4 separate regions of the Homo sapiens genome follow, and all the other regions are linked to region 1. A link is a loop called in an ENCODE intact Hi-C map of the cell type or tissue named here. Cell type or tissue: GM12878. All regions are shown on one strand. Each heading gives the region's core, and the rest is flanking DNA. Links, peaks and the distances in the headings are about the cores only.

The links. Peaks named below come from ENCODE experiments on the same cell type or tissue, not always from the same donor. Only the 100,000 strongest peaks of a DNase experiment are listed, where the experiment ranks them.
Region 2: a loop joins it to region 1, with 5 times the contacts of the local background. A loop is called at or near these places in 10 of 110 quality-filtered maps.
Region 3: it touches region 1 in a loop (6-fold over the local background); 6 of 110 quality-filtered maps call a loop at or near these places.
Region 4: it touches region 1 in a loop (4-fold over the local background); 17 of 110 quality-filtered maps call a loop at or near these places.

Annotation. Positions count from the first base shown.
Region 1 is chr6:13,427,151-13,432,578 of GRCh38, forward strand. All of the region lies in intron 1 of GFOD1 (Gfo/Idh/MocA-like oxidoreductase domain containing 1), which reads right to left. Among named protein-coding and RNA genes, the nearest start is that of GFOD1-AS1, 56 kb to the right of the region's middle. RefSeq lists enhancers at 679-1,108, 2,119-2,188, 3,908-4,007, 4,098-4,157, 4,996-5,045. In GM12878, for the core only: CTCF peaks have their summits at 1,272 and 2,098; DNase peaks (open chromatin) are centred at 1,041, 2,245 and 4,321; H3K4me3 peaks cover 2,163 bases; H3K27ac peaks cover 4,000 bases.
Region 2 is chr6:13,353,732-13,359,159 of GRCh38, forward strand. It overlaps GFOD1 (Gfo/Idh/MocA-like oxidoreductase domain containing 1), which reads right to left. Exons shown (of 2, transcript NM_018988.4): 2 at 4,099-5,428. It overlaps LOC105374936 (a long non-coding RNA gene), which reads left to right. Exons shown (of 3, transcript XR_926496.3): 3 at 1-9. Among named protein-coding and RNA genes, the nearest start is that of TBC1D7-LOC100130357, 28 kb to the left of the region's middle. RefSeq lists a silencer at 1,885-1,974. In GM12878, for the core only: no CTCF peak of the experiment used is centred there; DNase peaks (open chromatin) are centred at 1,871 and 2,470; H3K4me3 peaks cover 2,033 bases; H3K27ac peaks cover 3,717 bases.
Region 3 is chr6:13,372,588-13,378,015 of GRCh38, forward strand. The region is part of intron 1 of GFOD1 (Gfo/Idh/MocA-like oxidoreductase domain containing 1); the gene reads right to left. Among named protein-coding and RNA genes, the nearest start is that of TBC1D7-LOC100130357, 47 kb to the left of the region's middle. In GM12878, for the core only: no CTCF peak of the experiment used is centred there; a DNase peak (open chromatin) is centred at 2,934; H3K4me3 peaks cover 361 bases; H3K27ac peaks cover 3,593 bases.
Region 4 is chr6:13,536,007-13,541,434 of GRCh38, forward strand. No RefSeq gene overlaps it. Among named protein-coding and RNA genes, the nearest start is that of SIRT5, 36 kb to the right of the region's middle. In GM12878, for the core only: a CTCF peak has its summit at 2,287 (motif pointing left); a DNase peak (open chromatin) is centred at 2,270.

The DNA of each region.
Region 1 (5,428 bases), core at 524-4,523:
TCTTGAAATTACATTTATCAGGATCATACAGAGTCTTCCCAAAACTGAAGGCCATGCATAACTTGTCCACCTCAAGCCCTTTGAACAGAGAACATGCATGTAGAGACTTCCAGAAAAATCCAATAACTGTTATCCAAATGGTCAAAAATCCAGCTGGGCTCAAGTGAGGTAACAGACATAGAAAACTGTGAAGAGTTAAAAACATGATGATAAAAAAGGACTTTGTTGGCCAGGCGCAGTGCCTCATGCCTGTAATCCCAGCACTTTGAGAGGCTAAGGCAGGCGAATCCCTTGAGCCCAGGAGTTTGAAACCACCCTGGGCAATATGGTGAAATCTCATCGCTACAAAAATTAGCCCGGCATGGTGGTGTGCACCTCTAGTCCCGCCTACTCAGCAGACTGAGGCAGGAGGATCGCGTGAGCCCAGGAGTTCAACGCTACAGTGAGCTGTGATTGTACCACTGCATTCCAGCCTGGGTGACAGAGTAAGAGCCTGTCTCAAAAAAAAAGGCTTTGTAATAAACTTTTCTGATGTTTTTCAGAATTCAATTTGTATAAATTTGAGACATCTACATTTCACAAATGTGATTATCCCATGCGATAATAAAGGAAGGTTTATCCCACTATTTCCTAAGCCTGGAGCTTCCTTAGACTTGTACGTAATTCCTGGTGCCCCTGACAGGCACCTTTCCAGCCTCTACGGAATCTTTAGCAGCCCCACGACACCAGGCTGAGCCTCGTGACATTGTGGCCACCAAGCGTGGGAAGGAACTACTAAACTTCAAAGTTGACTCAACCAAAAGAGAAAAATCGCAAGTCCCCGATGGAAAGGTGTTGATGGCTCTCTTTTCAAACACCTCCACGCCTGGCTGGGCACAAAGGCCTGACAGTGCCCCGAGCTACATCAACACAAGCTGGGTTCAAAGACTCACAGGTCTAAGCATCCTGGGCACCACAGAGATAGGAAAGTCCATGTGGAAACAGATCGTCTTTTCTATCAACCATGTGTGAATTTTGAACTCCTTTTCTTCTCAGTGTTAGAAAAGGAAAACCAACCCACTTTGCGGTCTCTCTGCGGTGTCTTTAGAAGGCCAGTTCCTTTACGTGCCTCTCAAGCCCATGCTGAATTTCTCTGTTCTCGTCCTAGTGCCTCTTTTGACAAGCCACGAGCCTCACTCAGCCCAGAGTGACACTTATCACTGGGCCGTGTGAAAACTGGGGGGCTGGGGAGGAAGTGAGAAGGATGCGAAAGCCGAGGCGGGAGGAGGGGGTGCCGCCTGAGGCCCTTGCGGCCAGCAGTGGAAACGCAAACTTGACATTTCCATTTTCCATCACCTTCTGATCTCAGGCCCCCAGTGCGATGCGATGCGCTGGCTTTTCATTTCCACTCCCTTTCACACCCAGCACATTAAAGGCCGCTGCAAGAACAACAATGGAAAAAGGCTCAGGGCTTTAAATCACGAAGCCTGGGGAAATTCAACAGTTGCTATCTCCAGCTTCTCTACCCAAAGCACCAAAAAAGCCTTCCCTGAGGGAGTCCAGGCCCCCTCCCAGGGCGGGCGGCAGGAGTACTGCTTTTGATCATCTGTACTTCTGCGGCCACTCTCAAACTTCCCTCCCCAAACACCACAGCCCGGCTGTGAGCTGAAAGAGCTCCCTTTGGCCCTCCATCAGAAGCGGACTTTCTGACCATTCACTAATTCTAGCAAGAAGGTCCACTAAGTATTGTAAAATGTATAGCTTCCCGCCTGCTTTTTCTCTGACCTAGTTAAAAGCACTGTGTTGGACATACATCTTCTCGACCATATGAAAAGTGGGAATAAATGTCTTAATTGGTACCAAGTCCCTGAGCACGTGAGCCAGCTTGCTAGATGCTCAGACAGGACTCTACAAACATGAGCCCAGGTCATATATTTACTAAGATGTGCTCCCAGGTGGCTCTCAAATGGCACAAAGAGGAAAGACCCCAGCAGAAATCAAGATGGGTGGGAAGCTGTTCTTTTCATGAGAGTGAAAAGACTGGAGCTATCTCATTTTGGGCTGAGAAGCCCTGGCTGGCCATAGCACAGCTGCCAGTAAAGGGAAACAGCGCCACAGGCTGCCTGGAGGAGCTGGTCTCCTATGCGGCAGACACTGGCTGTCAAAGGGTTGTGTGGCCCCAACGTGAAATAATGGCTGTACTTATGAATTGGTTTGTTTATATGCCATCAACCAGGATGCTCTGCCAGCTTGCTGCTTTAAGAACGACAAACTATTGAATGCAATTGAATGCCTATCGAATGCAAAGACCTCAGGGAATTTCAGACACAGGGAGAGGGTGAGTTCCACGGTCCTCTCAGACAGAAAAGTTTGGGTTTACTGCTAGCCAAAAACCAGGAGTACAACAGGAACTGCTGACGTCATAAAGCTTGGCCAGAAACGTAGTCAGGTAGTGCCCTGAGCACAGCCTAGACACTGGCGCTCTAAGAAACAGCCCTTTGCCCAAGGCTATCTGGAAGAAATAGAACAGGGCACAACACAATAGTGTGGCAGGAAATCAACTGAGTGGGTTGGCAAAGAGCATCTTTCTTAAAAGAATAGAAGAGAACATAGAGTGTACCCTAGGTAATAAGGGAAGTATTATTTTGTAAAACATTTAAGTTTTATATATTCATATGTATGAATATTACATAGATATGTAATATATACATTATTATACAAATATGCTACTATACATATATATACACACACATGCATGTATAGAGTGGTATGGCAGGTTGTATTTTTCAAAAGTGATCACACTACTTCTCATCTCACATGTTCTTCCAGAACCTTGCCACTTCCTGATGAAGAAGTGAAATATATGTCCTTCCCCTTGAATTTGGATGGATCTTTGGGACCAGCTTAATGAAAAAATATGCAGTGGAAATGGCACCATGTCACTTCCAAGGGTCAGCTATAAAAGGTGATCACAGCTTCTGTGTAGCTGCACTCTGTAGGAATGCTTGCTTTTAAAATCCAGCCAGGCCGGGAGCAGTCGCTCATGCCTGTAACCCCAGCACTTTGGGAAGCAGAGGCGGGTGGATGACTTGAGGCCAGGAGTTCGAGACCAGCCTGGCCAATGTGGCGAAACCCCCTCTCTACTAAAAATACAAAAATTAGCCGGGCATGGTGGCACACATCTATAATCCCAGCTACTTGGGAAGCTGAGGCAGGAGAATCACTTGAACCTGGGAGGCAGAGGTTGCAGTGATCCGAGATCACACCACTGCACTCCAGCCTGGGTGACAGAACGAGACTCCACCTCAAAATAAATAAATAAGTAAATAAATAAAAATTAAAAAATAAAATCCAGCCATTGCACTGTGAAGGAACCCGAGCCACATAGGGTATGGCATCAAGCATAAACAGAGTGCAGGGATTGGCCACAGTGTTATCCATATTCTCAACACTCCTATTATGGGGTTCCCATAGAGACGGGCAGCTTGTGTACAATGGGGAAGACTTAATGAAAGAAGCTCTTGGAGTCCACCTATGGCAGGAGTAGTGGGACAGCGGGTAGGGAAAAGTATCCTTGTGGCCTCCAGCACAGCCTCCAGACAGTGGAAACCAGGGCTATCTGTGGGTCTTGGGTGGTCTGCCCTACTCCCTCCTCCTCCTGTCAGGCTCGCTACCAAACTCTACTCCTCACCCTCTCTTTCTCCAGGACTCCCTCCCATCAGGATACCTACCTGAGGACACTCCATCTCCAACTTTTCAGGTAACCTTCTCCTGCCCTCTCTACAGTCCAGCCATCATACGAATGCCTTATATGTGCTTCATCTCATTTGATATTCACTGCCATATTTATACATCGGGAAACCGAGGCATAAAGAAAGCAGTGAAGGCATTTGTCTCAGGTCAAACAGCTAATAAGTCTGGGTTTGGGACTGAATCAGGGCCATTTAATTTCACATTGCTTATTTTGAATCACTATGTTATATTCTGCAAAGAAGAATGAGTTGGAGAAGGGAAACTGAAATCTATGGGCCTGAGGTTAGTGGTGGTGGGGACTATGATGATAGCACCTGCTCTGCCACGGTCTGTGCTGTGTACCACACGGTTATGGTGTCCAATCTTTACCACTCTAGGCAAGTAAGATTATTATTATTGCCCATTTTGCAGATGAAGAAACTGAGGCTCAGAAATGTTAAGCAATTGTTCCAAGGTCATTTAGTCTGAGTCAAGATTCCATCCTGGACCTCCTATTCTTTCTACTCTACCACTCATATTCTCTCCTCGTCCAAAAGGAGCATGATGGTACCACCTTGTCTTGACTAGCCGCACTTTCACACAGGTTCATTTGGACTTTCAGTTTCTCTGTGATCTTTCTTTAAAGTCATACGCTGAAAGAGCCTTCCCTCCAGATAATTCCACACTCACCAATAGGGCCAAATGCCCTTTTAGCTACAGAGCTTGGTGGCACTTTTCTAACTAAAAAACTGCACCCACTCTCTTCTCTGAACGGCCCTACTCCAATTAGCATTATGCAAATTTTATTTTAAGAATGAAGCTTTTCATCTGTGATGAGAAAGAAACCAAAGCAATAAAGGACCCAGCACCTCAATACAAACTTAAATGACCACTTACATTTAGTTCCCAGGTTGCACCAAGTATGAAATGTCACCAGCTAAAAATCTCTAATTAAAGTCATTTTCCCAAAGTCCCTCCTTCCTTTTGCCTGCCTTCAAAATCCAAAGCTTGGCAGAAATATTTGATTGTTCAGAGCCTGTGCCTCTAACGGCAGATTTCATGAAAAAAGCAATTCTCTCCACCCTCGGTATTCAAAATCACTAAGAGACCATTTCCTCAGCAGCATTCTGCCTCTACTCTGTTAACACAGCTCAGGGAGGAGAGGGTTCTCATTCCCCGGTGACTCAGCCCCAGCAAGGCCCAAGTCACACACCACATGGCTTCTGAACCCACTCTGAGCAGGCAAACATCAAAACAAAAAACCAACAGGTGTAACAGCACAAGTCCATTCAGAAACAGAAGACAGCCATTTTCCACACAACTAATCACCAGATTTCTTCCTGGTTAAGTAATATTCTTTTCTTTTCTTTTTTTTTTTTTTTGAGATGGGGGCCCAGGCTGGAATGCAGTTGTGCAATCATGGCTCACTGCAGCCTCGACCTCTTGGGCTCAAGTGATCCTCCCACCTTAACCTCCCAAGTAGCTGGGACCACAGGCATGCACCACCATGGATAGTTTTTATTATTATTATTATTTGCAGAGATGGCATCTCACTAGGTTGGTCTCAAAATCCTTGGCTCATGCGATCTTCCCACCTTGGCCTCCCAAAGTGCTAGGATTACGGTGTGAGCTACCACGCCCAGCTTAATGGTATTCTAAACAGACAAGAACCTTAGGAAGAAAACAGAAGAGGGAGACAGGGTGAATTTCCTATTTC
Region 2 (5,428 bases), core at 578-4,577, 73 kb before region 1:
AGAGCAGGCTTGTAAGGAATGAGATCCAGCATTAGAAGGGAGAGATGTATCTTTCCCTGTGACTTGGTTTCCCCATTCAAGGAAGAGGAAGTAGGTGGGTACAGCATATATTAGGTCATCAGGAAAGCAGGTAAGGAAGCTTTCCTCAGATGGCCTCAGAGTGAATGAATGGATGAATGAAAGCAAGAGGTTGTTTTAAGCAAGTAAGGGAGAAACCCGGATGTTACAGGAAACCTAAGGAGAGAAGTTCCGGAACTGATCTGAGGACTGAGCCAGGGAGTCCAGGAGAGCAGAGGCCAGGGGCTAGATGGAGTGGGTGAGCATCCATTTCTGCTGGCCAGGCTGGTTCACCTGGGGACTTTCTTCAGAAATTCTGTGCTGCAGGAGGAGACAGCAGATTGAAGTGACAGCCTAGTGGGTGGATTCTTTGAAAGCTGAGGAGGAGTGAGAAGCCTTGTGCGTGCGTCAAAAATAAATAAATAAATAAATAAATAAAGGCTAAATGGTAGATTTCTGAGTGGAGAGTGTGTTTGAAGGGGCCCAGGGAGGGGACTAACACATGGTGAAATGGCAGATGCTGAATCCTTGAAGACTTCAGGTTCAGGGGATTTGCAAATCGCAAACGCAACAAGAAAGGACGAGGGGATCCAAGGTGCACTCGGGGTCTTAAGGATGTTGCTCATTTAACACAATTGTTGGCATTAAAGAATTTCCAGGAAATGTCAACAGTTGGGTAGCTTTGAACAGCCCTAAAAGTGACTCAGCCAGATGGTTCCTGTAAGAATTCCTCCCTCATTCCTCCTTGTCTGCCGTCCTCCTCCTCATACAAGCTGTTTCCAGAGTGCAGATTAAGGCTTGTCAGCCAAAGAGGAACCCTACTTCAGATATCTCAGGCAACATTTACTTATCTTCACAAGCTTCCTTATTTTAAGTGCAGAGCCCTCTGACCTTTCGCTGTTTGTTCCCCTTCATCTAATTTACCCTACGTGAACTACCGCTTTTCCTGCTCCCTTCTCCTTCCCTTGCTGGTCCATTAATGCCAGCTCCTTCCTCTCTTTTTTTCTCTCCATCCTTTCTTCTCTCCTGTTTCCTCAGGGAGATGTCGAGTTTTAGCACTTCACAGCCGGAGTGATACAGAGCTGCTCTTTCCAGGCTAGCTCTGTCTTTTGCTTCATGGCAGAAACTTGAGTGTCAAGTCCGGATCCCTTGGCCTAGAACTCTGAAGAGTCAGCCTCATTTGTTAGTTCCGAGACAGACAGCTTTGGGAAGCTGAGAAAGCGCAGATCCTGGTCTTGCTCCTCTCCCTGGAGTTTCACTAGCTCTCAGGCCTGCTTGGCCTTTGCTTCTGAGGAGTCTGGAGTGATTTGCCATTCCCACAGGCGCCTCAAATAGCCTATGTCTGACTTAAATCTGATCTAGACCCTTTCATCCTTCCTACAAGGGAGTTAATGACATAGGGAATTTCAACACTGAGCCTGAACCTGTGGGGTCTGTGCACATGACCTGCACATCAGGTGCAGCCCCTCAGGCCTTCCTAGGGTCCCTCCTTCCCAGGGCATTGATGGCCAATGATGAGCAGGTCAGAGACAAAGGGGCATACATACACATGTATTCCAGACTGTTGTTCTAGGATTGAGTCCCTTCAATGAGCGAGAAATGAATTAATCTATAATTGCCCAAGAAGGCTTCTAAAAGTGACTTAATCTTTCGCTTTCATTCATGGCTGAAGAGAAGCAGTTAAGGTGATTAGAATCTGTATAAAATCAGGAAAGAAAGGTGTTTCTATAATTAGAATGACATTTTAGAGGAAGTCCAACAACCAGCTTAGGTAGTTTATCTTACAGAGTTGTGGTTGGACCACAGCAATGCTACAAAAGCTGTCACAGCTCAAGTCATCGTTCAGGAATTTACCCAGCAGATGTAGACTCAGAGATAGGATTCAAAAGGGAGCCTCAACTTGAATGCACAAGGCAAAGGATTTTGAATAGCTTCCATTTGCATCAGTTTTTTGTAGCAGTCTTGGCTTAAGTAAATTGTAACACTGCGCTTCTGGCGGTGACTTGGCATAAACTCTGTGAAGTGATGTGCCTTCTTCATCTCTATCATCTAGACTTCTTGGACAACATTCCCTGCAGGGGCCATTACTACTGCCAAATGCATAAGGGCTGGGGTGGAGGAGTGAGGGCGCCAAGCCCAGGGGATATCTAGGCAGAGGGATCTTTCCTGCTTAAGCAAAAGTTAGGTAAATAAGGGTCAATAACATGGTAGCCTATGAATTAGAGTGAGGTGAAGTTATTTTTGTTTTCATTTCTATACAGAGTTGTGCATACATCATGTATCTGTAATTCATTCTTACAGTAATTGTAAGTCATTTCATTTTTTAGATCGAGTCACCCAGGCTTGTCACAACAGGTGCTAAAAATGCACAAGATAAAAGAAGCAAGAAGTGAAACCGGAAAATGGTTCTGTGAATCAGGGAGGTGGGGTGTATAGACAGACATCAGAGGACACCCAGGTTTCTCTTCATTTCACCAGTAAAGAGCAACCTGAATGACTTACCATGCAATTATATCTGTTCTTTTTAAGCAACAGTTCAGAGACTATGAAAGCAGCGCTGATCATATCATGTGGTTTACTAGGAGGCATATAATCGCAGGTTTACAAAGCAAGAAATGGGACTAAATTGAGACAAACCAACATCACAAAGAGAATCCAAAATCCATGAAAGAAGAACTAGCTCCTAGATTTAAAATTTATATAACTGGTTAGGAGATTCGAGTTTTCATTGAGGGTTGGTTCTCAAGTCACATTGCTGAAAGAAACTTAGGGGAATGGATGCCATCGTGATGACACTTCACATTTGGGTGGATGGTGCTTTTAGTTTTGACAAAGCACTCTCCTTTTTGGCCTTATTTAGAACTGCTGTTAGATTTACTGCAGAATCATGTGGTATGAGAATGTCATATGTTCAAGACAATAATCTATGTGGATACAGGGGGTTGCTACAATGTTATCATAATAGATGGACTGAATTCTGGATGTATTTATATCAGGACCTGCTCATGAAGGAGTGAATGAGATTTCAGATTTTGCAGTATTAATTCTTATTTTTAAGTGAAGGGGAAACCATAGACCAGAAGGAACATTCATGAGCATTCTCTAAGACTCAGCAAAAGATAGAAAGGAAAGGCCAGCCCCTCCATAAAACACTCTATGTCATGCAAATTTGAAATTAGGCTGAGCTCAATCTGCGATGGTTGCCCTTAAACACTGCTAAGAAGGAAGTAAGCAAAGACGCTCTTTTAAATGGTCAGTGCTGGGCACAGTGGCTCATGCCTGTAATCCCAGCACTTTGGGAGGCTGAGGCACGCAGATCGCTTGAGTCCAGGAGTTCGAGACCAGCCTGGGCAACATGATGAAACCCCATCTCTACAAAATACAGAAAAAAAAAAATTAGCTGGGCGTGGTGGCATGTGCCTGTAATCCCAGCAACCCAAGAGCCTAAAGTGGTAGGATCGCTTGAGCCACAGGAGGTAGAGGGTGCAGTGAGCTGTGATCATGCCACTGCTCTCCAGCCTGGGTGACAGAGTAAGATCCTGTATCAAAAAAAAAAAAAAATTGTTTTTCAGTGCTTGGTGTGAAGTATTAGGTTACAGTGTTAAAATACTAGAGAATTCTAGAGAATTCTAAAATTTGCTCCCCCAATCTAAGAGCTATGTTCTCATCCTCTTGTTGTCTACACTAGCTTTGGTTGTCCACACTAGCTTTGGACACACAAACACATACCCAGAGGCCATAGGTAGGTTACTTGCCTTTCATTTTCACATTTCCAAAATGAGGGTTTGAACCAGATGGCTTTGAAGTGCCTCCAGTTCCCACACGCGTTGGTTTTCAATCAAAATTGTAGGTCTGTTGATTTCCATTGTTCAGCTTCATGGATGCTGACTCATGAACAGCCTCCCCCAGCACACACACAAACACCACAGGCACCCACACCCCTCTACCTTGGATGCACCCATTCATGCTTCAGATCCCACAAACTGATCAGGCGCCTATATTGAGAGCAGCAGGGTGTAAAAAACAGGCAAAGAGCTGGAATTGTATTTTCTTTTAAATCTTTATTTATCCTTTTCATTCCTTTATCCCACCAATGCAAATTGCGGAGAACAGCTGGAAGCCACGTCAGAGCGGCACAGGCCAGCTGGCTGAGTGATGCTGACCGCTGGCTCCGAGCATCGAGCATCGCAGAGATCACAACGGGCATCAGCTCTGGAGCTCCTAGCGGCAGGCACAGGGCTGCTGGAGGCCCGCAGGGAGGGCCGCCTCCCAGCTTCCACAGTAGTTTGGCCTTAAAAACACTAAGAACAGTTGCATTCATTGTCTTTTTTTTTCTTCTTTTTTTCCTTTAATAATAAAAAAGAAAACCAAAACCTCCTATAATTTATAAGCTATGTTTGACTATCTACATTATATAGAAAATATAGACTCTGTTTACTTTATAACACACATCTTTTTCCCTTGATAAATAACTCTTTAAAATATCTAGTATACATGCCTTGACTTCTTATATATATAAGTTTGGTTTTATACATATACATACATATATACTCATGTTTGTAAAACACAATAAATATATACTCGACAATGACAGCCAAACAAATGCCATTTTGGTTAAAAAACACAACAACAACAATAAAAAGCAGATGAAGTACTATAAAAGCACCAGGCAGCAGACAGAAAGTCACATTTGCTAGAAACTTCTCCCTCCCCTGGGCAAGGCACAGGGCAGAATACTAAATACGTCCAGGTGCCTGAAAGAGAAGGAAGGCAGCAAAGGAATGGGTCAGATCACAAGCTTTTGTTTTGTTTCTTAGCCTGGGATTAGACCAAGAATCACAAGTAAGTCATTGCGTTTATAAGGAAAAACCAAGGGGCTCATTCAACAGCTTAGCCCTTGTGGTGGCTGCAGGGGACAGTAGAGACCTGGAAGGGGAAGGAGAGAGACAGTGACCTGGTGACAACTCCATGACTATTGTCTAGCCCCTGCCTACATCTGCCCAGGCAAGCTTTTGATTGCCACACTAAGCATCAAGCCATTGCATATAATATGTTCTTTTCATGACTCTATTCACTGCTGGTGTAAACAGAAAGGAGTATTCAGTAGTGCAACACTTTGGGAGGCTGAATGAGAGCCACAGTTTCGGTGGCCCCCTCAAGGGCTCCAGCAAATGGGGACTGTGACGTGGGGGAGAAAAAGGCCAGTGGGCCATTGCCTTCCACTCCTGAGACAGTACCGGCTTCACCTCCAGATGCCACTGGGAACACTGAGCCCATCACCTTTTAAAGAAGCGCAGGAGGTCTTGACTCTTCCTATGAGAAGTCCCAGAAGCCCCAGTCAGTCTGGGTGGGGGGTCCCCTGAAACTCAGA
Region 3 (5,428 bases), core at 457-4,456, 55 kb before region 1:
GGGCTTCCCATTCACACCTCTAGGGAAAGATGGAGCTCTGTTGTCCCACAGAGCAGGTACCCGTTGCTGCCCTTCATCAGGGAAGTTATCCCTGGGTACCTGAAGGATGGCTGACACCTGGCCACCCAGGGACCAGGGCTGTTCCCTAACATAATCAGCCTGGAACCTCAAGCATCCCTCCCCGTGAGCACACTTCCAATCACACAATCCCTGATCTAATCATGGTGGAAATCTCAGAGGCAATGCTACTTTCCACGAGTTCCTCCCCATCATTCCACTTGTGTTGACAGCCCCTTATCTTCTAGAAGCCAAAACGGATGCTAGTTCTGCAGGCTGGCTTGCAGCTGTCCCAGCAGATTGGCAGAGCCCCCAAAAGAAGTCCCATCAGATATGGCTTCCTATTTTTTCCTCGCATTTGCAGAAGGTAGAGACGGCTTGCTTTGCATTTCAAGTAGGGAACTCATTATCTTCATTTATACTTTGTTCCTTCAACATTTCTGTGCTAGGCACTGGGACCAAAAAATGAGTAAGAAAGATGAATAAGAGCTCACAGTCTAGTAGAGGAGACCAATCAGGAAAGGCGTGATTATGGAATGCAGATCTCAGAAAGTGATAAACAATGAAACCATGAAGGAAGGGCTGCCCAACCGATTTGGGCATGGAAGAAAGTTTTGCTGGAGAGGGAACGTTTGAGCTGGGTTCTGAAGCATGCATAGGAGCTTGCCTATTCATCATTCAGAGTTTGGTTCGGGTATAAAAAATGGTCTAAAATAAGATTAATGGTGTTTAATGTGGAATCTGGGAAACTGCTAATACTGGACTGTTTATAAAAACTGTTGTGTGTATATCCTGATGCACAGTTTTCTGAGAGAGGTTCATTAGATTCTTAAAATAATCTGTGATTCAAGAAAGATTAAGCAGAATTGGAGTTTAGAGTAAAGAAAAAGAAAAAAGGCAGGTCAAAGACAAATCTCTGGTTTCAACAGAACTAAGCATATGAACAGAGCTATTTATAATCCCTCCATCCCTGCACCCTGAGACATGGGACATTTAGTCACTTTCACTCTCTCACTCACTTACTGCAACACTCCATTTAGCCCAGCTCTTTTTCCCCTTTTATTTTTCTTCCTGCTAATCTCCTTCCTGCTCCCCCAACACACACACACACACACACACACACACACACTACGCTTTTTTTTTTTTTTTGAAGTTAGAAACTGCAAAAGAAGTGGAAGTATCATCAGGATTGACTTGTCTAAATCTCACTCTTCCCTCTGTCCCTTCCTCCATATACATTAAAAGAGGCCATTTGAAGAGACTAAATCCCCGATTTTCAATCCCCATGAAAGTTCTTAACATCAATACAACTTCCCAACTCAAAAGACTAGTCTGATCTGCTCATAGCACAAATGGTACAATTTCAAATAGCAACAACAGTCATTTATTGAGTGCTTACTTTGTGCCAGAGGAGGCACAATGTATTTTGCATGCATTTTCATGTTTTAGTCTACACAACCAGGTACTTGTCCTGTTCCCATCTTACAGATGTGGAAACTGAGCCTCTGAGGGGTAAGCAACTTGCCTCTGATTCCACAACTCGATAGTAGTAGAGTCAAATCTGGAATTTGAACCCAGATTGTCTGGCTACAAAGCCAGCCTAGTCTTTTTAAAAATATGTTTTTTTTTTGTGTGTGTGTGTGTGTGTGTGTGTGTGTGTGTTTGTTTTTTTTTTTTGAGACAGAGTCTCACTCTATCGCCTAGGCTGGAGTGCAGTGGTACAATCTCAACTCACTGCAACCTCCGCCTCCCAGGTTCAAGCCATTCTCCTGCTCAGTCTCCTTAGTAGCTGGGGTTACAGGCATGCACCTGTAATGCACCTGGCTCATTTTTGTAATTTTAGTAGAGACAGAGTTTCTCCATGTTGGCCAGGCTGGTCTTGAACTCCTGACCTCAAGTGATCTGCCTGTCTCAGCCTCCCAAAGTGCTGGGATTACAGGTGTGAACCACCACGCCCAGCCAAAAATAAGTTTTTTTAATTGACACGTAATAATTATACATATTGCTGGGGTATAGTGATGTTTCAATACATATAATGTATAGTGATCAGATCAAGGTAATTAGCATATTCATCATCTCAAATCTTTTTTTTTTTTTTTTTTTTTTTTGAGATCAAGTTTCACTCTTGTCTTTTGTTGCCCAGGCTGGAGTGCAACAGTGCAATCTCAGCTTACTGCAACCTCTGCCTCCCGGGCTCAAGCAATTCTCCTGTCTCAGCCTCCCAAGTAGCTGGGATTATAGGCATGTGCCACCAAGCCCAGCTAATTTTGTATTTTTTAGTAGAGACAGGATTTCTCCATGTTGGTCAAGCTGGTCTCAAACTCCCAACCTCAGGTGATCTGCCCACCTTGACCTCCCAAAGTGCTGGGATTACAGGCATGAACCACTGCACCCATGCCAAAGAAATCAAATCTTTATGATTTCTTTGTGTTGGGAACATTCAGTATTCTCCTTATAGCTATTTGAAAATATACAATAAATTGTTGCTAATTACAGTCACCCTACAGTGCTATAGAACGCTAGGACTTATTCCTCCCATCAAGTCGTACTTTGGGTCTGATCTGAACTTTTGCACCCTTGCTGCCTTCTGATCACCCTTCTCTTAAGGCTGGCTAGGTTATTCTTTGCACCCATGTCACCCAGAGATACACGCTCCTATTTTTACTGGCTACACTTGCCTGTGCACATATATGCAATGTCTGCAGCACACAGCACAAAAGGAGGGCTCTGAAGACAATCATGCGACTGACTGCAGTGAGCTTCAGAAACCAGGGCGGTGGGGATGGGAGGCCCGATGTTCTGCTGGGTGACATCTAAAGTCTCAGGGCAATTTGATTAAGTTTCCATCCTAATTTCACACCTGAAACGGAAATGGGTCAGAGTGACTCATATTCAGCTCCTGTGTTAAAGCTCCTGGGGCTATCAGTGGGCTTGGAAAGAGGGTTACAGCCAGTGAAAGGAAGTCAGGATGGCTGATGTTGATGGGACTTAGTGTTGAACTGAATTAATTGCTCAAGTGCTTTCTACATTCAACCCGCCCATAAGGCCAAGCCCCTATCCCACCAACCCCTTTGTGAACCGTCCCCCATGACTCAAGCCTGTTGCCTGGGCCCTCTTATTGCCCAGGAACCCCCATTAGCACGGGGATTTTCTCAGATTGCTTCGTGTGCATTTGGTCATCTAATGACGGAAACTATCACATGTGTAATGAGCATTTACTCCTGAAACACTTTCGAATTTCTGTTACCTTATTGGTAAATCCCATACATCTCCATCTCTACAGCTTATATTTGAGGCTACAGTTGAGAATGCAGATATGATATTGGGGAGTCACTAGCCAGCTCCTTCCAGCAGGGGCATTCCCCAGGAAAGAAAAGAAAAGCTTGCTACTTCCAGCCCAAGGGAGACTGAGGGTAGAGGTCTAGAAACAACAGGTAGGTATGTAGAACCAAGAGACCTTCCAAGCTAGTGGCCAGCTTCCCATGCAGGGAGGCCTGGGGCAGTCCTCCCCTTCATGTCAGTGGCACATACAGACCAGAGTCTAAGGAGGCAGGGAGGTGGGACGGGGGCAAGAGGTCCCATGGGAGAACAGAGGTTTGGAGTTGGATACAGTGGTGACAGTGGTCAGGGACTTGCGGACAGAGGAAAATGGCCAGGACTGTGAACTCCAGCAGTTGAGTCCTGCTATATTGGTCCAAAATAGCCAAATGACAACTACTGTACCTCGGTGGTCGCTATTCTAGAGAGTGGCCTAGAACAGCCATTCTTGAGCCTACACCACCACTCCACGCTTGGACAAGCCAGGATTCACAGTGCACCCCCTGGATCCAAGGGACAGAGCCAGAGTCTCATAAGCCACACTACCCCCATAGAAAGAGCCAATTTCTGGAGTGGAAGAGGAAAAAGCAGAATGCCAAACATTGGGTCACCAGAGTCATGTAAAAGAGGCTGAGATACAAGAAAACACAAATGATTGGGTTGGGTGAGATTGCTGGGTTGAACTACAATTCCATTTCCTACCCACCCACCTAAGAGGATGGAGGCCTAGAATGGCGGTCAGCCTGGCTGTTGAGAAATAAAGGAATCTATGCTTTCTCTTCCCAAGCATGGCGTGAAACCTCATCACACATCCAAAAGGCTGGGAACCTCCTATCATCTCCCAAAGCCCTCACTTAGTCCCCAACAAAACCTCAGAATCTCCTTGTTGATTGCAAGTCAATACTTCAAGAGAAACACTATCCTCACTGTGTGTACAGTGGGAAGGCAAGATACTTTAAACTAGGCAACATCTCAGAATAAATGTAGGAAATTCTCTATTCAAGGTGGGTTGTGCTTTAGTGAAGGGATCACAAGTGTATTTACCCAGCAGATATGTTTTTTTTTTTTTTTTAAAAGCCAATATATTTCACACAGTCCTAAGTTTTGGTCTCAAAAAATGCAAAAATCCAGAAACATTGGGTTTCTTCTGCAGAGCCTCCTGCATGACAACACTCAGTTGTAGCTATCTAGTGGCTTCCACAGTTAGATGGCATGTACATCTCCAGTATACCACAGTCCTCACCAGTCTCTAGTGCATTGCTGTCCTGTATTAGTTTTGTATTGCTGCTATAACAAACCAGCACAAACTGAGCAGCTTAAAACAACACCCATTTACTGCTTTTCAGTTCTCTAGAACAGAAGTTCAGGTGGGCTCAGCTGGATCCCTGATTAGGGTTTCACACAATCATTCTGGAGAAGAATCTGCTTCCAAGCTCATTCAGGCTGTTGGTTGAACTTGGTTCCTTGTGGCTATAGGACTGAGGTCCCCATCTCCTTGCTGGCTGTCAGCTTCTACAGAGCCCACTTTCCTGCTGTGTGCCCTGCCATCTTCAAGCCAGCAACAGCATGTGGAAGTTGGATGCTTCTCATGCTTGGAAGCCCTTGGACTTCCTCTTTTGCCACCAGTGAGAGAGAATTTGCCACCTTTCCAGAGCTCCTGTGATTAGATTAGGCCCACCCAGATGATCCCCTTTTTGCCGTAGAACTAATCACAGAAGTAACACCAAGTGGCAAAGGTCCTCTTAGAATTCTACCTCCCACAGTTTCTCCAGCCCCGTCCACTCATTGTGTCACCTGCCTGCAAGCTCTAGAAACCCCCACAGAGGAAGAGTCTTAAGTATTCTCAGACATATGTCTACATTCCTTCCAAAACTCTCTTTGTTTCTGAGTTCCTTCAGTAGTTTTTACTCCATCAAAAAGAAAGACTCAGTGAGGTGCTCTAGGGTTTTTAAGATCTATTTTCAGTCCCTTGTTATCAATGAGATTGTGTCCCCACCTCTGGGCTCCCTGTAGGCAGTAGCAACAGAAACAGGTGCAGAGCAGGGCCAGAGCC
Region 4 (5,428 bases), core at 648-4,647, 110 kb after region 1:
ATTGTTTAAGGTGCTGGCTGAGGAGTCAGGGTTGAGGTTTTCTGGCCTAAAGCGACCTCTCTAATAAATCAGTCCAGGCCAATGAACCACCTCTGGATCTTGCCTTTCCCACATTCTCCAATCTTTTGGCAGCCAGCAATGACATGGTGAGGTGAGACTCTACTTTTTCCCTTTCTAATTTGCAAATGAATTAAACCCATCACCACCTTGAGCTGTTAACCATTTTTACCTTGGTGCAAATTACCTGTGGGGCAGCAGCCCTTTGGGAATTTATCCCAGTTGATTGTTAGCTGGTATCAGAAATGTATCAACCCAATTCCTTCCTCTGAATCATTCCCTCCCTTCTTGGAATCCACAGAACTTTCTCATTGGCTCATACGCAGTTCACCTGTGGTATAGTTAGCTAAGGGTGCAGTGGGAGAGTGGCCTTGAACAAACCAGGTATGTGGCAATCCCCAAAAGTGGTTGGTTGTAAGGACGAATGAAGGGAAAGATACCGTTGTGAGTGGAGGTGCAAGAATATGAAGAAGTTTGCACCCTGTGCAGTAATAGGAATTGTGTATCAATCACTTGAGCCTTTAGAGAAGTTAAGTTGCTTGCCCAAGGCCCACAAGGTAGATGACCACATCTGGATTCAAATCCAGGTATCTATGAATCCACTGTTTGTTCATTTTTCTCTGAGTCGCATTGGCATCTTGTAGAAATAGGCCCTAAATCATATATTTGAAACCCCTGGGGCTAGAGTGGCTTGGAATTTAGAACATTTTGGATTTTAGAAGGGTAAATACATTAATATCTGTACTACAAAACATATAAAATTTATCCCAAATGGTATTTAAAAAAAAAAGCCTCCCATCAGCCTCCTGTCAATTCAGAACAGATCGTACCAGCAAGTTTGGGGTTTGCAGAGCTTTTTTTGGATTTGGGAAATGCAGATAAGAGATTGTGAACATGAGCATCAAAGAAAACAATTGCACATAGTGGCAAACATCTACTGGACGGTGAATGTTTGCCAGGCTTTCTGCCAAGCTCTGTACATGTGCGGCCCTCGCAACCAGCTTGCAAGGTAAGTGCTATTGATTACTATCCCCATTCTAAAAATCAGGAAACTGAGGCATGGATGGGCTAAATAACTTGTTTGAAGTCATATGACTAATAAATCCACTCATTTGTTCCATCTCCATTGAAGTTGAAAGCTTATAGTTGAAAAATTTTGTAGAATCATCCACTCTAGAGAAAACCTTTTTTTCTTATTGAATGATTAAAATATTTCCAGAATGACTGGCTGGCACTGCACTCTGATTTCAAAGTCTTTGCTTTACAGCTTTAAATTTGCCTTCTCTTTTTATTGCCTGTCTTGTTTTAACAGCAGCCAATTCACACAAAACAGCTGTAGGTTGTCTCCTTTGCACACTGATAAAAGTCTCAGGAGGTTTCAGGGGAAACCTTGTGCAAAGGACTGGCTCCATCAAAATGAGACCCACTTCCAATAAAGCAGGATACAATGTGGATTTCTATTAAAACAGTGTTATAAAATTAAAGTTGGATGATTGAGGAAGGCTTTTGCTTAGTAATGAGACTCTGTGGGGATGCAGAAGTTGGCCATAAACAGTGTGTTTTGTGGGGATGCAGAAGTTGGCCATAAACAGTGTGTTTTGTCTTCTGCATAACTCGGTTTCCTCTGTTCTGATAACCTGTACCTTCCCAAAGCAATCTAATAAAATTTACAGGAGTGGTTTCCTACTACTGTGCCAAACATTGTTTAGAATGCACTTTAAATACTCTCAAAGATTTAAAAGAAAAGCATCGATGTTCTAATAATTATGAAAACACATCCTCAGAATCCATATAACCATTCAAAAATCAAGGAGAACAATGTCCTTTGTTTAGTTAACCTTTCACCTTTTTTGCCTCATTAGAACTTAAAACTATTAGGCATAATATGCCTAATATAAAACATATATAACCCCAGTGACATGCATTTATTTTGTGATTAGCTGAATTTTTTATTATTTCAGAATATTAGAATATTGTTGTTTTTTTCACAAATATGTTCTTTAAAGCTTTGTTGTTATCTTAAGAGTGATTTTATTAAGCCTGTGTAAAGAGAATGTCCAGATAATGAAATCCAATAGGAAGAAGGGTGTGTCTATAGGAATTGAGTGTAAAAGCGGCTTTGAACCAATTTATTCTTAAATAAATAAGTGTCCTTATGCTGGGTTGGCTTGCCCTACAACATGGGCTGCTTTCTTCTTCACAAAGCTCCCCCTGCTGTTTAATAAAGTCTAACTTTCCCCAATTCTTTCTGAACCTGAAGTGCTTCTAATGATCCTACAAAGTTATCTACTGATGCCTCACATTTTATTACCAAAGCTAGAGCATTTGGCCAAATTTTGCAAAATGTTGAGAACGCAGTAATTCTTTAACAAATGCTTGTTGAATGAATTAGGATATTCCTGTCAACCTCACACCATAAGCCCGGCAACCAAGACAGAAAGAGGTGATGTAGCTCTCAGCTTTCACCTACTGTCCATATGACCTTGGGCAAGTCACGGCACTTCGTTCATTTATTTATTTATTCAACATTTATTGATTGTTAATCCATACCAGGCACCATGCCAAGTGCTAGGGACACAATGGTGGGCAGATAGGTGTGCTTTCTACCCTCACAGACCTTCTGAATCAAGGGGCTCTCAAACCTCGGTGTGTGTCAGATTCACTCAGAGGCCTTGATAAAATACACATGGCTGGGCCCCTCCTCCAGAGTATCTGATTCAGTGGGCTGGGGTGGGGGTCTGAGAATTTGCATGTCTAACAAGTTCCCAAGTGAGGGTGATACTGCTGGTCTGTGGGCCACACTTTGAGAACCGCTGGCTTTAAGAGGAACAGTCACAATAGTATGATAAATGCTGTGATGAGTCCTGGGTGAAACAGGGACACAGAGCAGAGGATTAATCTAGTCTATCGGGATAAAGAAAGTTTTCCCAGACACATGCGTTTAATCAATCCTAAGACCTTAACATCTCAGGCATTGGGATACAAGAAACACTGATCCTTCCTTTTTACACTTTAACATCTGCAAGATCACAATGCATTTGATGAAATACTGTAACAACATTTAAGCAGAAAGGGTAATCAAGACAATGTGGTGCTGGCACACGGAAACATGCATAAATCAATGGAATAGAATAGAGTCCAGAAGTAAATCCATATACCCATGGTTAATTGATTTTTGACAAGGGTGCTGAGATCGTTCAATGGGAAAAGGGCAGTCTTTTCAACAAATGGTGTGGAGATAACAGGATAGCTACATGCAAAAGAATGGAGTTGGATCCTCTACCCAAACCATCTCCAAAAAATTAACTCAAAATGGGTCGAAGACCTAAATGTAAGAGCAAGAGCTATAAAACCCTTGGAAGAAAATAGAGGTAGATCTTCATGACCTTAGATGTGGCAAAAGATTCTTAGATATGACAACAAAATCATGAAAAACAAAAGAAAAAAATAGATAAATTACATTTCATCAAAATTAAAAGCTTTTATGTTTCAAAGGACACCACCAGTAAAGTGAAAAGATAACCCACAGAATGGGAGAAAATGTTTGCAAATCATACATCTGATAAGGGACTTGCATCTAGGATATTTAAAGAACTCTTATGAAGACAATCCAATCAGAAATGGGTAAAATATCTGAATACACTCTTCCTCAAAGAAGATATACAAGTGGCCAAAAAGCACATGACAAAATGCTCAGCATCACTAGACACCAAGGAAATGCAAATCAAAACCACGATAATACTTCACACACACTAGGATGATTATGATTTTTAAAATGGCAGACAATAACAAGTGTTAGCAAGATGTAGAGAAATTAGACATTTGCACACTGCTGGTAGGAATGTAAAATGGTGCAGCTGCTTTAGAAAACAGATGGTAGTTCCTCAACCAATTAAACAAGAGTTACTATATGACCCAGCAATTCCACTTCTAGATATATATCTAAGAGAAATAAAACCATCTGTCCACACAGAAACTTGTACAAGAATGTTTACAGGGCCGGGTGCAGTGGCTCATGCCTGTAGTCCCAGCACTTTGGGAGGCCGAGGCAGGTGGATCACCTGAGGTCAAGGGTTCAAGACCAGCCTGGCTAACACGATGAAACCCCGTCTCTACTAAAAATACAAAAATTAGCCGGGCATGGTGGCGGGCGCCTGTAATTCCAGCTACTCAGGAGGCTGAGGCAGGAGAATTGCCTGAACCTAGGAGGCGGAGGTTGCAGTGAGCCGAGATCATGCCACTGCACTCCAGCATGGGCTACAAGGTGAAATTCCATCTCACAAAAAGAATGTTTACAGCAGCATTATTTGTAATAGCCAAAAGATGAAAACAACCCAATTGTCCAGGGTTACACATGGACAAATGGAGAACCAAAATGAGGCATGGAATATCATTCCACTATAAAAAGGAATAAAATGTCGATACATGCTTCAACAAGGATGAACCTTAAAAATATTATGCCAAGTGAAAGAAGCCTGTCACAAAAGACCACATACTATAAGATTTAATCTGCATGAATATCCTAAACAGGGAAAGTTATAGAGACAGAAAGTAGATTACTGGTTGCTTAGGGTTGGGAGTGGAAAAGGGAGAGGCAGAGAGGTGATAGCTTATGACAAACGGATTTATTTTCGGGGAAGTGACAATCATCTAAAATGGACGATCGTGATAGCTGCACGTATCTGTGACTCTACGAAAACCACTGAACTGTGTACTTTAAATGGGTGAATTGTATGGTATGTGAATTCTATCTCAATAAATTTGCTTTTTAAAAATAGATGCACAAACATACACCCAAATAGACAGATACCTGCAGGATGAATGATAATTAACCAGGCAGAACACGGGAGTACAGGAGATTGGAGGAATAGAGAAAGAAGAGTGTTCCCGGCAGACAGAACTTACTAGATGACAGCCTGGGGAACATGAAAAAAAAAATGGATACGTTGGCAAATATCCTATTTGAGGGACAGAAGGTCAAGAATTAAGACAGTAAGACCAGGCCACAGAGTTGTGCTCTCCCTGCTTACATGTAAAGACAGTGGTTCTCAAAGTGTGGTCCCAGAATGCGAATTGGCCACTACAGAAAATGGTTTGGAGGTTCTTCAAAAGATCAAAATTAGAACTACCATATGATGCAGCAATCCCACTCCTGGATTTATATCCAAAGGAATTGAAATCAGTGCATTGAAGAGCTCTCCCATTTTCATTGCAGCACTATTCACAACAGCCAAGAGATGGAATCAACCTAAGTATCTGTCGTTGGGTAAATGAGTAAAGAAATTATAGTATGTACATTAACGTCATATTGAGAGGTGACAGCGTGCGCCCTCGCTCGCTCTCGGCGCCTCCTCGGCCTTGGCGCCCACTC